Regions from separate parts of the Homo sapiens genome. Here region 1 is linked to region 2. Evidence: chromatin contacts called from ENCODE Hi-C data. All regions are on one chromosome and are shown on one strand. Each heading gives the region's core, a stretch centred on a gene start or an enhancer-like site at or near the end of the contact. The rest is flanking DNA. Distances are from core to core; before and after follow the strand shown.

Region 1 (5,730 bases), core at 583-3,082, 130 kb before region 2:
ACTCAACAATTATTTAAGAAGGGAGGAATCCTACACTCCAATAGTCACTTGCTTGAGACACAGCCTAGTTTGTGTTTTTCTCATTTTGAAAAACTTCAATGACAAAATAACTGGACTGAAAACAAGAATTGTTCTTTAGTTTTTCTACTACTGGGCTTTATCCTGCCAGTGGTTTTCATTTTGTACCTATTATGTCACTCATGAAAATGATTTAATATATCACCAGTAAGGGCTCAAAAGAGCATCTTATTAGCTGTTTCCTATGTGCATTTTGACTTTGCTGTCTAGGCTCCTCAGGGGCAAGGGCTCTACCACCTACTGGTATCGTAAACACCATAAGGAGCACCAGAAATCTCTGATAAAGGAACAGATGAATCTTTCAGGATGAGGCATCAGTAACATGGCAGGATGTACAAATCCCTCTCAACAACTATGATTAAATAATAGAAAAAGAAAGAACTCAACATGATTAAGTAGAAGGTAGGAATACACTAAATATTAGATGAGTACACCACTTGGAAACAAAGAACTTCAAAACCAGCATTGTAAAACCGCATAGGAGTGGTGACAGCAGTCAGACCAGCCTGGCTGATAGCAATGAAAAGCTGGGTAATAAGTTCTCTTTCAAGACTTAAGCTGATTCCAGGCAAATATGTTAATAGTTAAAACCCAAAAAGAGCCTGGAACCATCAGTAATCTATTAGCACCAACAACAAAGCATCAAAAATATTTATTTGTCCTCACATGAGAACAGTAGGCATTTAATATACAATTGCACATGTCACAATATATGTAAAAGAAACAGACAAAATCAATTCTGACTTACTCAGTACCTTCCACATAAGAAGCACCAATCAACGGTTAAAGTCACTTGAGAGGGTATGCTAAAAAGTTGCCAAATGCAGACACCTACCAAGCTGGCTTAGTTAATACGCATGTGGTTAAATAATTGAAAGTGGATCAATCTTAAATGTTTAACATGTCCTCTGTCTTAATCATTTAAAAATGCCAAATGCAACTAGTAGAAAAATGGTTTGATTGGCTTCATCCTCCACACATTTTTCACAGAAGTGCAAATGACAGGTAAAACAAGCAACAGAAGAGGCTGAGAGACTAAACGAGCAACCCTGGAATTATTATGAGCTGGTTATTCTGCACCCCAACCATGCCTTCATAGGAAAAGATTAATTTTCTCTGGGTTTCTGAAGAGTATGTTAGCTCTCTAGCACTGAGCTAAATGAAACGGGATTGTTTTCTCTCCACCGTCCTAATGTTCATGGGTGTTCAAATTTGTAGGCAAAAGGCTTGTACAGACAAAACACCTGGAGTATAAGACATGATCACGTGGTCAGGAGCAAAATATTGGGCACTGACGATAAATACGAACAGTAGGCAAAGATGGAAAAGGGGCGGAGCCCGCCTGAGTACCCCATTGCCTTGATAACCTCAGGATCATCACTGCGACACTCATCACTTACTGATGCTCTAGTTTTCCTTTTCACTGTCATGTTTAATACAAAGCACCAGTTACTGAGCACCTCAAGAGGCCGACATGCCCCACACCTGCTGCAGACTCCGGGGAACCTAGGCAAAGCCAGGGGCGGGCGCTTCCGGGGTCCGTTCGTGGAGGGTCGCAGACCCCTGCTCTCTCGGACCCCTGATCCGCTGCCGCCTCTGCCAACCCAAAGGAGGCCTCACCTGCTAGCCCCGGTGATCAAAACCACCTTTCGCATCTTCGCGCACTCACACTTCCAAGCAGTGAAGCAAACACCGCCGCTGCTTTCGGAAGTCCTACGATTTCGGGCCGCCTCACCCGTCACCAATCAGAGTACGGCCACGCCCCGCCTCCCGTTGCGTCATCGAGTCTGAGCTGATCCCTCCAATCTCAGTCCGCCAACCGTTCCCTGCCCTCGGAGACGGCGTCGGGTGAGATAGGCCGAGGGGCGGAGCTGCGTGACGCAAAGCCCGGAGCCATTCCAGGCTCTTCTCGCTCCGCCTAGGCGCAGGTGTCTGTCACTGCTTCCTAGGGCTCAGCGGGCGCCTGATCTTTAATCCTGGTGGGGGCGTCACCCGGCCTAGCACTCAGGACAGGATCTGTGACACGCACTGGGTCTGTGCCCTGGCGCCTGAGATTGGCACTTCTTTGCAGGAAGGCCTCACGGTATTTGCACCAGTGCCCATTTTAGAGAAAAGGTTTGGGTCTAGGAGCCAAAGTTGGGCGATTATCATCTAATTTTCCACTCCTTTTTGGATGTACAGATCCAGGCATTGTGCCACTTCACAGCCCAACTTTTGATCCCAGACCTCCTCCTCTAAAGAAGCTTATTTGAGAAAATGAGCACTGATTTTATTAAGAACTTTATGTAGAATCAGACGTAAATTACCAGTATTCAAAACTTGGAATGTGGCGTGGAATCAGAATCTCAGAACTTCATTCTCCGAAGTACTGAGAATGTGCTGTAACCTTCTGTATCAGTGCATCTCAAACTGTGCTAAAGGACCTGTTTTTGTCTCCAAGCCATCCCAGATGGGTGCTTTTAGAAAATACAAAAAAATAAAGTGCTAGAAAAAGAAAAGCAAAAGGCATACAAAACACAAGCCCCGATATTTTATTATTAGATCCAAGACATATAAAAGTACTCTGCCAAAATGAGGCAGAATAGGGTTTGGAGGCAGGGTACTTAAGGCCACTTCGTGCTGACTTCCTAAAGCTCAATCAAGGAAAAACAGCAAGGGCTGGAAGTAGGGAATCTGAGACCAATTGGTGCTGGCTTCCCAAAGCTGGATCAAAAGGAAAACACCTGGGTCTGGGGGCCGAGAGCCTAGGGTCAATTAACACCAACTTCCTAAAGCTAAACCAGAAGGAAAAACCCCATCTCCCCACTCCCCAGTAGCAAAGGATCAAAGGCTACTCTCCCTACAACCTTCTGTTCTCAGACCAAACTGAGGGTTGGGCTGCTATTTTTCAAGGCCCAATAACGAGATGCAGATGAGCTGGGGAGGAAGAGAGTTTTTATTTCTGTAACCGGTTGCAGGGAGAAGGCCTGGAAATTATCACCAGACCAACTCAAAATTACAGTTTTTCAGAGCTTATATGCCTTCTAAGCGAACTGTCTATGTGTAAGTGTGCATTTATCTAAAGACATAAGTGATTAACTTCTTTTAATCTGTAACTAAGGTCTGAGTCCTGAAAACCTTCCTCTGGAGCCTCAGTAAATTTACTTAACCTAAATGGGTCCAGGTGCTGGGGTGATTGCCCTTGTATTCTCTCCTGCTAAGTGGTGGAGGTTTGAGGAGTTCTCTTAGACCCCCCAATAAACTTGTTTGTGGAGGCCTGGGGAGTTTCTTCAGACCACAATAAAACTTGTTTAATCCTAAAGGGGTCCGGTTAAGAATTCTTTCTTTATTTTGTATGCTTTAAGAGGCCCAGGAAAGGCCTAGGCAAAATTCTTGATGGGCTTTTGTTACATCCCAGCCTTTGTATAAGGGCACTGGCTTTTAATATTTAACCACTTAGTACTGAAACAGTTGTTAGTGAGACCTGGCCTGCCACACTTCCACCATGTCTCAGATGGAAAGGGAAAGTGCCTTGGATTGGCTGTGGGCCAAGCACTAAGCATGGGCCATGCCATCATCTGCATAGGGCACAAATTCACCTCAGCCTTTACTTAGCCATAAACCAAATCCTTCATCCAGATAAGGGGTAGCCCATAGGGACCTCAAAAGAACTACTTAAAACCCAGAAAACTTTGTAACTGGGCCCTTGAGCCACTTGCTCAGGCCCACTCCCACCCTGTGGAGTGCTTTCTCAGTTTAATAAATCCCTGCTTTTGCTTTCGCAGCTTCATTCCTTTGTTACTTTGTGCATTTTGTCCAACTTTTCGTTCCAAATGGCCAAAAACCTGGACGACTCACACTCAAGGCCCTCCTTCCAGTGACAAAACTGCTATAAAGGTTTCTAATGCTTACTCTAGGTTTCTGTATTTGTAGTAGACTGGTAATGGGACCATCACTAGCCCCAGCTCATGCAGAATAAAACTGTGTATCATACATCAAACGCTACTGAACATACTTTATTTAATGGCCTCTTTCAGTGTTTTAATTATTTATGAACAGCAATGATCCATAAAACACTGAGATAATTTATATTGGCTTTTGATTCTAGAGGTTTTGATTAATGATACCAACTTACTTAGTAATCATTTATCCTATATCAATAAAATTAGATTGAAAGAACAAATCTGGTTATTAGAACATTAGATTCCTAAATAAAATTTTTTTTTTTTTTTTTTTTTTTTAGACAGAGTCTCACTCTGTCAGCAGGCTGCAGTGCAGTGGCGCAATCTCGGCTCACTGTAACCTCCGCCTCCCGGGTTCAAGCAATTCTCCTGCCTCAGCCTCCCGAGTAGCTGGGACTACAGGCACACACCACCACACTCAGCTAATTTTTGTGTGTGTATATATGTATGTGTATATATATATATATATATATATTTTTTTTTTTTTTTTAGTAGAGGTGGGGTTTCATCGTGTTGGCCAGGCTGGTCTTGAACTCCTGAGCTCAAGTGATCTGCCTGCCTCGGCCTCCCAAAGTGTTGGGATTACCGGCATGAGCCACCGCGCCCGGCCAATAAAATTTCTTTATCATGGGGGTGGAACTCAGCTCCTACGCTTATCCCACTTTCAACTGTTCTAAAGAGACCACAATTTAACAACATTTTCTGAAAGTCATGGAGTAAAATTAAGCCTAATTGTGAGAGTCTAGACCCAAAGACTCATTTTAAAATGTTCTAGAGCTCAGAGGTGATAAGGAATAAGAAGAAGACCTGGTTGTGTGGCTGTCCCATAAAAAAATCATTTCTATAAAGAAGGGAGAGGGCCTGGGCTGTGGAGGCTCAGCATTACCGCAGTCTCGGGATGACCGCCAGCCTAAGACAGACTGAATTAAGTGAAGTCCAGACAGCTTCAGAGCAAGACCGTCTGTCTCTCCTTTCCCCAAGATTTTCATTCAAGCCAAGTGATGAAACTGCTCTCTTCTTCCTTTTTCTGCACTAAAGTTGCTGCTTTCAAGGTGTTATGACTTTTGAAAGATGGGCTGAACTGCTAGAGGTGCTCAGAGAGACTAGAATAGAGTTCAAAATAGATGCCATTTAATTTTATATTTTACAAATATTTTATCACTCATAGGACACAGCTTGATAACCATCATAATATGTTTTTATTGATGAGTGAATGGATAGGTGTGTTTTTTTTAATCATCATAAGTTTATGTTTTGCATGGGCTCATTCTGTTCTCCTGGAAATCAGAAGAACAATAGGGTACACAATGATCCCATCTATCCCTGCCAAACCTTGGCCCTGTGATTTATCTACCATACCCCATGCTGAAAAATGTGCTCAGAAAACTCACATATTCTGAGAAATATTCTCAGAAAACTAAAAGTATAAACTTATTCTCAGAGACCAGGTAAGAAATGGGTTGTTTGGGGTCGTTTCATTCTAATCTCTAGTATAATGACTGAGTCTAAATTCTGGTTTTCATAGTTTTTTTTGGTTTGTGCATGTGCAGGTAGTCTGAGACAGACTATATTTGGATTTAAAAAGGATTTCTGTGTATCAAACAAGACAAGTCTGTAACCATAACGATAAGGGATCACCAGTTAATTCTAGACTGGATTCCCCAGAACTGGACTAATTAATGTGAGGACGTAAAATCCCAGTGTCTCGTAT
Region 2 (5,727 bases), core at 1,535-4,034:
CAAGATTACATAACTAGTAAGTCAGAGCAATGATCCATCATCCACTTTGACTATAACTCTGCATACTCTTTCCGGAGTTCACACTGACCCATTGCCATCGAAGCCACACCTGTCCTTCATTTGCTCATTCATTCATTCCACAAATACTTACTGAATGTCTACCGTGTGTTTAGCACCATACTTGGTCCCAGCAAGAGCTGCATAGATGAACAAGGCAAGCTTTCTGCCCTTAAGCACTTCAAAATCTTTTGTGCTGCTAATAAAAAACAGAAGGAAAAAGAATGCGAGAGAGAGAATGAGAGAGAGAGGAGAGTAAATAGTTGGGAACTGTTCATCTAACCTGACTCCTCTTGTGAGGTTGAGTCAGAAGATGACTCTGATCACCTCCTTCTAACAGTGCCCTTTGTGCTGGAACATGGCAAAGATGCTCTTGGCGTTTTGGTACACAGTTTCTCAACCTCCTTCCTTCATGGTTTTTGTCCAACATGGACATATGGGTGGTGAAAAGAAAAAAGGGGAGCAATGCATTTGTGGAAATTTGAAGGAAGAAAAGGGCTCTGGTCATGTTAGGAGTTATTCAAGAGATGAAGTTTAAACCAATTTATACTGGTTAAAAATGGAAAAAAGAAATCCTCTGACTCAAAATAAAGAAACATAGACTTACTGTGGGCCTGTGTGTGATTTTTCTTAGGATTTTCAGAAATATCATAAATAGTCTACATATCCTTCTCCTCTTATGTATCTGGGGATCACAGATTGGACTTTATTGATTAACAGACCATAAACAAAGGATTTAGAGAAGTGTTCACCTTTATCTCTAAAGCTCACTTAAGTAGGTTTTTTTCCTCCCCATGGAGTTGACTTTTTATTCAAATGATATTATCTGTTATATCATTGACATGTGCCATAGTTTTGATAAAAGGCAGCCTGTATGAGTGGCAAAAAAAAAAAAAAAATCATACATGCAAGTCCCTGTTAATCAGAATCACTGAGGACGGCATTATAAAGGAAATGGTACATGAGCTAGGAAGGGTCAAATTTGACAGTGGGGTGGGCAGGGGCCACTTAAGATGCAGTGGGAACCTGAGACAAGGTGCAGGCAGATGAATGAGCACACCTAGGGCCATGAGGGAACAAGGTTCACTCAGCTGTAGCACTGCAAGGAATGTTGGCAACCATCTACAACATAGTCCCTTGTTTTACAGGTGTTCCATCTGAGATCTAGAGGGTGAGCTAACTGCCTTGTCAAAATCACACAGCCTTATGTTAAAAGAGGCTCCCGATCCACTTTATGATGTTTAACGCATGCTCTGTGAACATTCTGTCCCCAGGAACAAGTAGAGTTTCAGAAAGGGGAGGTTATGGACATGTACAAGAAATAGGAAGTCTGAAAAGGTTTTTGATTTGTGTAGAAAATATACGTAGGAAACTAAGGGAAGTGAAATTGGGAAGATCAATTGGGATTTGACTCTGAAAGACCTTGAATGTCAAACCAATTCTGTATATGTAAGAGAGAACTACTCCATATGTTCGAGCAGAGCTCAAATAGCAAACTTACCATTTTTTATCCCCAGGAACAAGACTAACATATGAAAATAACTAAGAGCAAGGAAAGATATTCCCAAGAGTAAAAAAATTCTCAGAATCCCAGGGAAATAAGGAAATTACCTAGGTTTTTTAATGCATTCTGTCAACAAATATTCCTTTACAATATCTTCCCTTTAAAAAAATATGTAACTCATTTATTTTTCTGATGAAAAAGTGATGCATGCTCATTTATGACTTTTCAATTGCATAAGGAAACAAAAATGGTCCCATAATTCCGTAACCTAAAAGTCATCATAGTTAACAATTTGGCATATTTTCATTAGAGTTTTCTTCTATGTACTTTTACATCATTGATTGTATATCTTTATATTACATTGTGACTTTTATCTTGATTTAATATAATATCATAAATACCTTCTTGTGTTATCTAAAACTCTCAAAACCCAAAGGCTTATAACTTATATATTTAACCATATACTCAAGGCTGGTCATTTAGGGTTTTTTAGTACATAATTCTATAATAAATTTGTGTATAATCTTTGTGTATAGATTTTGTCCTTTTCAGGGTATTCCTTAGAGTACATTCATAAAACTAAAGTTCCTAAGTCAAATATTATGGAAAATTTTTAAGGTTATTCACGTATCTTGTCTAATTTGTTTCTATTTCTGATTATTTAATAGGTAAAACATATACATACAATTCTGGAGTTAGGAAGAATTACTAGAGTTTTTATTGAATGAAAGCAGTTTTTCCTGTTTTAATATCTTTAATTAATAAATATTTAATATTTGGGCAAAAAAAGTCTTCATAAAATTAGTTTGTAGCAAAATAAAAGTCCAGATTAAATTGAATGTCTACTCAGCCCTTCCCCGCATTTTGCACTGTTGCTTTCTCCTATCTTCTGATCAGTACTCCAGCCCCCTTCCTTTTCTCACTCCTGTCCTCCCCCAGCCTCTCAGACTCTTGGATATTTTCAGTTCTGTGATCTATTAGGGGGTTTCCATTTTGCATTTCCGAGTACAGGGCTCAAGTCCACGTGCTGAGGCTTCTGCACCCTTCCCCAGGACTTTGAAAAGTAAAGTTTTGCAACAAAAAGATTAGTGGTGCTTTCCTGATTTTCACGGCCTGTGTGTTTCTCATTATCTTCCCTTGGATGCAATCACTGGCTTTTGTTCCGAAGCCACATGAGGCTAGACACCGGTCTTCCCAGAGCAGGGAGACTTCTCTAGGACTAATACTAGGCAGAAAGCTGAGTCACCAGCCTCTTGTGTAGTCAAGTCCCCTCCACTCCATTCTGCTTGGCATGGTTCTGCCGCAGCCTCCTTCACCGCCCACCTGCTCTTATCCTGGCCCTCCTAACAAGACTCTCCACCCTCAACTTCTTTCCCTTCTAGTCTTTTTCATACATTACAGCAAGATCAAGTTTTCTCACAGCAAAATTCATATCATTTTACAACTCTGCTCAAATATCTGCAGCAGTTCTTTGTTACTTACATGGAAAAGAAAATCCAATATTTTGCAACAAATCCATACATATTTATTTATTGAGTTGACATGAGATAGGGGACCCCCTCCAGCAAGCTCTATAGGTTTTTTAAGGGGTAGCCAGTGCATTAAGCACTATGGAATCTGTACAATGAGCTCTATGTCTAGTTTGTGAGCTAAAACAGACACATGAAAAGTGAAATGAGTCAGCCCTGCATATTTGACTGCCAGATGTCACACTCAACATTTTTCAAATTCAACTCACTCTCTTCTCCCCAATCTATGTTTTCAATCTAATGGTTCCATTATTCAGGTTCTCAAGAAAAGATACATACAGGCCAGGGATACTGGGAGATTTGGGGGGCAGGAGACTTTGGCCTTGCAATGCCCATTGAAATCCAATTATTACATATTCACTTTCTTAGTTATGCTTAGGGTGAATAAAGGGGCAATGAAATTAATAAAACATATCCCCACTGTTATGAGTATATAATCTAATGGCAGAGACATCGAGCTTGCTGGAAAGGGTCCTCTGTCCCGTGTCAACCCCACACACCCAAACTGTGCCTCAGAAGCTGAAGTCTCCAGATCCCCCTCGTTCAGTTATTCAGTTTAGAAAAAGTGGACTAGGACACCTCCACATACTTTCTTGATTCTCTTCTGCTTGTTTTCTACTGAATCGCAATCAATCCAGATATTAGAACAACTATTAGTATTTGCAAGCACTTCATATTTATAAAACACTCATTCAAACATTATCTGATTTGATCTTCACAAAAAACTCACAAGGCATGTTTTTATCACCTTCATTTTACAGATGAGAAACACATGCTTTAGGGAAATTAAGCCACACAATTAGGTTCTTTTCAGTGCAATAAACATATGTCTAATTTCTAATATATGTCAGGCACTAAGGGTAAAAAAGTATGTGAAATGAAGCTCTTTTCTATCAATGACTTTACAATCTGGAGAGAGAGACAGACTGCAAATGGATAATTTCCATATAATGTGGTATGAGAACAGACGGTGTAGAAGTTGCTGCAAAAGCAGAGAAGTAAATGTCCAACCTAACCTGCAGATTCAGGGAAGGAAGCTGGGGTGGTTATGTCACCTGGATGGAAAGCTGAATGAGGTGTTAGTTAGCTCACAGATCAAGAAACTAGAATTTGAACTCAGATGTGTCTGACTCTCCAGTTCAGGTTTTTCCTGCATCCTGTTACACAATAGGTTTTCAATGGATATTCACTGAGTGAATGAATGAATGAGTGAATGAATGAATGAATGAATACATTGTACTTCTTCCAATGAAGAGAATGTCTAAAATATCAGCCCAAATAATAACTTTGGCTTTAAAACCTTCACATTCTGACCAGCTAAGCTAATCAGCTCTGCATCTTAGGGAATTCCAGGAGGGCTTCCAAGAAACAAGGTTTAACATAAGGGGCTCTAATTCACTCCTACAATCTTTAATTGGTTGAAGTCAAGATAGACTCTAGAATTAAGGAGAAGACTCTCCACTTATGTCTACCCGGACTCTTCACAAACCCTTTTAGTGTCCTGGACTATGCAGACAAAGGGAAAAGGAACTAAGTAAGAATAAAGCTTCTGGAGCTACAGCAAAGATTCCCACAGAATCTCACCCTAAACCTCTTTGGCCCCAGATAACTCTGGATGAGGAAAAAGAATCTCAATTCTCCTACACCCACCTCCTCTGAAATTTGGTTCTGGAAAGAAAACCAAGATCTCCAAGACTTGCAGAGCAGAGCAGAGTGCCCACATCCTCCAGTGATTACACGGGTCCCACCTCCCTCCTCCTACAACCTCCGGCTTCACTGTGTTTGTGGAGCAGATGCCTCCATGCCAGCTTCTCTTCTGTATTTCCTGATCCTTGGCCTAAGTCTCTGCCTTCTGTCTCTGTATGCTTGGTGTACACACGCAGCTATTCTTGGAGCTTGTGTGTGCCATCATTTCACAATTCAAAAACCCAAATAAGAGACAGGTGGTGGGATTCTCCAAGGGAATTAAAAGAAGGACTCCAAGCCCATACAGTCTGCCCAGTGAATAGGCCAGAGTGGGGCCAAAACCAACGCTACCTTTTTAGGAGTAAAATGTGTATTATAACCAACTTGTACAAGTCTTTTTATTTCCTTGGTCCCAGATATATTTTTACTCAGAATTTCCTTTTGATTCCAATTCTTGGGGAAAGTCAGACTTATGTTGAACAATTAATGAAATCAATTTGTGGAGGAGGGAGTCAGCTCAATAAAATTATATAAAATTATAACCATTTCTTTGAGGAGGGACATATTAAATGGATTTTGGAAAGTCACAGGCTCTGTGGTACCATTATCCAGACCAATTTTAGGCTCAAGACCCTTTGTGGGTTGCCTGGGAATGACGGTTTATGGTTCAGCTTCTCTATGAATAGCCATGGATTCAGATGGGCTTGCGAAGTTTGCCACTGGGGCAAGAGAGTATAGCTATTTGATTCTTTAAGGAAATATTTAGAGTCACTCACATAAGCCAGGGTCAGCAAACTGTTTTCTATAAAGTCCCAGATAGTAAATACTTTTGGCTTTGTGTGTCATGCAGTCTCCTTTACAACTATTCAACTCAGTCAGTACAGCACAAAAGAAGCCACAGACAATATGTAAATACATGAGCGTCACTGTGATCTAATAAAACTTTCTTTG

What was found. Hi-C counts contacts between places; a loop is a spot of excess contacts on that map. Pooled maps may share reads with other maps.
Region 1: a loop to region 2 is called in a pooled map, with 2.9 times the contacts of the local background. The contact joins the promoter of HSD17B7 here to the enhancer-like site in region 2. A Hi-C loop is called at or near these places in 1 of 50 pooled maps.

Annotation. Positions count from the first base shown.
Region 1 is chr1:162,786,804-162,792,533 of GRCh38, reverse strand. It overlaps HSD17B7 (hydroxysteroid 17-beta dehydrogenase 7), which reads right to left and starts at 1,832. Exons shown (of 9, transcript NM_016371.4): 1 at 1,699-1,832. The coding sequence starts at 1,733. DDR2 (discoidin domain receptor tyrosine kinase 2) reads right to left here. Exons shown (of 18, transcript NM_006182.4): 18 at 5,129-5,730. RefSeq lists silencers at 248-448, 1,845-1,904.
Region 2 is chr1:162,660,793-162,666,519 of GRCh38, reverse strand. The region is part of intron 2 of DDR2 (discoidin domain receptor tyrosine kinase 2); the gene reads right to left. Among named protein-coding and RNA genes, the nearest start is that of DDR2, 31 kb to the right of the region's middle. Within about 2 kb of position 2,784, at least 2 of the 41 ENCODE cell types and tissues checked have a DNase peak (open chromatin) inside an H3K27ac peak, as active enhancers do.